Linked DNA regions of Homo sapiens: region 2 is linked to region 1. The links are chromatin loops, found by intact Hi-C in ENCODE. Cell type or tissue: Calu3. All regions are shown on one strand.

Region 1 (2,500 bases):
TTTTTTTCAGGAGGTTAATACATGTCAGTTTGACATTGTATCATTGAATCAGAATTGAACATCAGAAAGAGTAAAATTCCCAGGCCTTTTTTACCCTAGCCTGGGTACAAGCTCAAGATGATGCAGAAGGAGGAGCAAAGCATGGGATCCAAGAAAGTTAAGTTCCAGCTCAGGTCGAAGAGAATCATGTCTGTGATCTGTGTCTTTGGTTTCTTCATCTACAGCTGTCATCTTGTGGGCTGGAGCATGGTGGCCAGGAAGTGTGCAAGGGGCTCTGGTGTCCATGCAGCCCTCATAGACCTGAGGAGGTATGATTGCTCTAAGCCCCCAGTGGGGTTCCAGTTTGATAGCTGCCCTGGATGGAGATGTGGGAGTGAGAGAAAGGGATATGGAGGCAGGTCTAATTTACTCAGCAGCACCTCAGGTCTTTGGGACTTCCTGGTGTCTGAGAGGAGACAAGCAGAATGGACTTGCTGAGCTCCTCATCTCCAGGAAACAGTTCTTCTATAAGGATTCCTGGGCTGGGTGTTTAGCATCTTTCATATGCCCCCACCCCAATCCCACCATCTCTTTCGGAGACTTGAAATGAAATCGCTTAACATTAACTCACACCACCTCTAGCTCTGCTCTTTAGGATTAAATGAAGTTTAAAGTCATTGAGCCTCTCCCAGAGGCTAGACCCTGTGTGTGCATATGCATGCCTGTGTCCTCATGTGTGCATGTGTGTGCGTGTGAGTGTGTGTGCATGCACATGTTTGAGGGCAGCATAGGGAATGAAGATACAGAGCAACCTGGACAAATACTCTGCAGTCTAGGCAAGAGTGAGTGTGGTCACTGATGTTGAGGCACAGAGCTAAGTGTGGGGAAATATGGCTGAAGTTTGTTCAGCGTGCTGTGGAAATCCATTTGGATGATCGGTGGGGGTGAGTGGGTCACAGAAAACCTCCTGGGGAGCTGTCACCTCCAGGAATGATGTAGAGGGGATTCTGTCTCTTTCTAGGTCAATGCATATCGACCATCCTGTGGCAGTTTATCCAGTCTTTTGTCCTCTAGCTGCATTTGTTTATCTTATTGGATGTAAGAAAAGCTACATCCTTTTCTTCTCTTCACCACCAAGACTTCCTGGGCTGGTCAGCGGACAAGGAGAAGGTTTACCTAATCTCTCAAAATAAAGAAATGGAAACCTAGTCCTAGTGTGTGCCTCACAAAGGACGCACCTTGTGCTCCTTGCCAAGGCATAGCCCAGGTAGCTCTGATCTTTTGATACCACCAGTTCCCAGGTGGTGGTGCTAGAAACACATCAGTGGTTTGGGGCCGGACAGTGGATGATGGATGGGGGTTCTTACCTACACAGGCAGTAGTGTCAGCTTAAAGTTTATTTAAGAAATTCTGCCTGCTAAACTTAAACAAAAAGACTTTAAGCTGTGGAAATTGTAGAGAAAAATATATTCTACATACCTACAATGCAAAGAGCTTGAGAAAAATTTAGGCCCAGGAGAAGAGTTTAATAACAAGATTTAGAACAAGAACCAGAAGCTCTACTCTTTGTTTCAGTCTGAAATCAACCAGCAGGTACATTCCTGTGCACAGTGAAGGGACCCAGGAACCTATAATCTTGACTAGGCAAAAGGGAAGTGGGTGCAATTTGGGGGGACCTTCCCAATCCTACTATAAAATTAGTTCTTATCCTTTCTCTTCCATCTCCACTCTTGATTGTTCTTGAAATTTTTTATCCTTCAGGTATATTTTTCAATTGACTATGATGTGGTTTTGCCTCCATGGAAATAAGGGAGAGGCTATTGTGTGGCTGGTGGGAGGAGAACTGGGATATAATATGATTAGATTCAAACTTCCATAATCACTGAATATGATTAGCTCCCAAGGAAACTCCTGCCAGTTGCACTTAGGAACCCAAGGAAGAAACCCAGATAGGAACCCAGGAGACATCCTCTGCTCTGCCTTCTTCCTCAGCTTCCACAAGCCTGCACATAATTCAAGGCTGTCCCTTATGAAGACATACATTCAATACATCATCCCACATGCCCTCTGTGCCTAATAGAAGCCCTCGTCAGATCAGCCTAATGGTTCATGCAGCACATGTGTGTCCCCACTGCTGCAGGAGACAACCGAGGAGGCTTCTCTAGTGAGCCTCAGTGTCTTATTCTCTTTGTCTTCAGGTTTTATAAACTAGATGCTTTCTAGCTGTTGTTGTCAATGGTTGTTGAATAATGGTACAGAACTCAATTTAGCAGTGCTAAATTGGTTCTGATTAATGATTATTGAATTAAAGGTCAGAACTTAATTTAGCTGGATAGTTAAACAACAGGCATAAATAAAACCCACAAGTAAGCTGAGACCAAGGAGAATGTCCTCAACCCTTTGAGACTTGTGCTACTGTGGTGTGTTGTGCTCTGAGACCCTGGAGACCTGGCCTACAATCATGCCCTAGACCAGTGGTTGTCAAAGTGTGGTGTGGGAACCTTGGGGTCCCTGAGATGCA
Region 2 (2,500 bases), 92 kb after region 1:
ACATCATTTTTTATTCCTGTAGTTAATCTGTCTAAAGATTTGTCAAGTCTGTTGATCTTTACAAAGAAATAAAACTTAATGTTATTGATTTTTCTCTACTGTTTGCTTGTCCTTTATTAGTATCTCTACGCTAGGCTCATATTTTCTTTTTTGGGGTTCATCTTACTTTACTTTTTGTAGTTTCTTAAGTGTAACATGAGATTATTGATCTGATATTTTTTTTTACATTAAAAATGTATGTGGTTATGGCTATAAATTTTCCTGTTAGCACTGCTTTTTGCTGCAACCCATAAGTTTTGGCATGATGTGTTTTGTTGTCAGTAGTCTCAAGTGATTTCTAATTTTCCCTATGATTTCATATTTGACTTGTTGGTTAAGTGTGTTGTTTAATTTCCACAAATTTGTGAAATTTGCTGTTTTAATTTGATTATGTTTTTAGTTTTATTTCCTTGTGATTGGAAAAGTCCATTGCATGATTTTAGTCTTTTAAAATATATTAACTTGTTTTGTAGCCTAATATGTGGTCTATCCTGGAGAGTGTTCTTCCATGTTCTCTTGAGGAAACTGTAAGGAGTATCCTGCTGCTGTTGGGTAGAGTGTTCTATATTTGTCTGTTTGGTCCGATTGGCTTATATATTTAAGTCCTCTATTGTTTCGAACCTCTATTATTCTAGCCATGAGAATTCACTAATGAGAATTCACTAAATATTCACTGACAGTGAATTATTTGAGTTTTCAACATTTATTATAGACCTATCAACTTCTTTTAATTTCTCTCACTGTATCTTCATATATTTTGTAGTTCTGATGTTTAGTAAATGTATGTTTATAACTTCTCTATTTTCTTGGTGAACAAATCTCTATCAATACATGTGTCTTTTGTTGAGTCTTATAACAGTTCTCAACTTAAAGTTAATTGTGTCTGATGTTAGCGTAGCCACCTCTGGTCTCTTTTGGCTACCATTTACATGAAGTATCTTTTTCCATCCTATTACTTTCACCTTCTTTGTGTCTTTAGCTGTAAAGTTAGTCTCTTTTAAACAATAAATAGTTGAATTTTTTTCTTTTTGATTCATTCTTCCAATTTGTATTGTTGGGAAGAATTTAATTCATTCACATTTAAAGTAATTACTGATAAAGAAGGTCTTCTTTCTGCATTTAGTCTTTTCTGTATAATGTTTGTTTTTCAATACTGTCTGATTTATGTTTATTTGATTTTTTTGTAGTGAAACTATTTTATTGCCTTTTATCTTTTGTGTATACTTGAAAATATTATTGTGGTTTCAATGGGGATAATATATTATATCCTAAAGTTATAGTAATCTACTTGAATTAACACTCGTTTAACTTCAATTGCATCGAAATGTTGACTCATACCCAGCCTGGCCAACATGGCGAAACCCTGTCTCTACTAAAAATACAAAAATTACCTGGGTGTGGTGGCGCATGCCTGTAATTTCACTACTAAGGAGGCTGAGGAAAGAATTGCTTGAGCCCAGAGGTGGAGGTTGCAGTGAGCCAACATCATGCCACTGCATTCCACACTGGGTGATGCATTGAGATTGTCAAAAAGAAAAAAAAGTTGACTCATACAAACCTATCCTGTTTTTATGTTGAGTCACAAATTACGTCTTTATACATTGTGTGTTCACTAACACAGACTTGTAATTATATTGTATTTATTTGCATTTTAAATCTTGTAGAAAATAAAAAGTGGAGTTACAAGCTAAAATTTCAATAATGCTGGCTTTTATGTACCAGTGTACATTTATCAGAGATTTTTATATCTTCATATAGTTTATCTCCAGCATCCTGAAATTCAACCTGAGAGTCTCTCTTTATAATTTTTCATACACAAAATCTAGGGCCAATGAAGTGCCTCAAGTTTTAATTTCTGGAAATGCCATAATTTTGCCTTCATTTTAAAGGACAATTTTGCCGTGTGTAGAATTCTAGGTTGAAAGTGTTTTATTTTAGGGCTTTAAATATGTCATCCCACTACCTGCTGATCTCTAAAGTTTCTGATGAGCATTTGGTCACCTACTTCTTAAGGATTTCTTCGATATGATGATTCACTTCCCTCTTACTGCTTTCAAGATTCTCTTTTGATAATTTGATTGTAATGTGTGTCACGGTGGGTGTCACCGAATTCATTGAACTCGGAGTTTGTTGCACTTTTTGGATGTGTAATTTTGTCTTTTACAGAAATCATATAAATGGGCCTATAGCCTTTGAGACTGACTTTTCTTACGTATCAGTTTGCATTTCAAATTCAACCATGTCTTTGTGAGTCTCGACACGTCATTCCATGTTATCACTGTGCAGCATTCCATTGCATGGGTGTGATGTACCACAGTTTATCGATTCAATTATTGAAGGATATCTTGGTAGATCACAGATAGTGGATTTTATGACTAAAGCTGCTATAATTATTTGAATGCACATTATTTTTTATTTTATTATTATTATTATTATACTTTAAGTTTTAGGGTACAAATGC

Evidence for each region. Peaks named below come from ENCODE experiments on the same cell type or tissue, not always from the same donor. Only the 100,000 strongest peaks of a DNase experiment are listed, where the experiment ranks them.
Region 2: it touches region 1 in a loop (2.9-fold over the local background); 4 of 110 quality-filtered maps call a loop at or near these places.

What each region holds. Positions count from the first base shown.
Region 1 is chr1:153,191,687-153,194,186 of GRCh38, reverse strand. It overlaps a transcript of SPRR2G not described here. Among named protein-coding and RNA genes, the nearest start is that of LELP1, 10 kb to the left of the region's middle. In Calu3, a CTCF peak has its summit at 1,298; a DNase peak (open chromatin) is centred at 1,286.
Region 2 is chr1:153,099,456-153,101,955 of GRCh38, reverse strand. No RefSeq gene overlaps it. Among named protein-coding and RNA genes, the nearest start is that of SPRR2E, 6.2 kb to the right of the region's middle. RefSeq lists an enhancer at 1,141-2,340. In Calu3, no CTCF peak of the experiment used is centred here; DNase peaks (open chromatin) are centred at 1,465 and 2,305.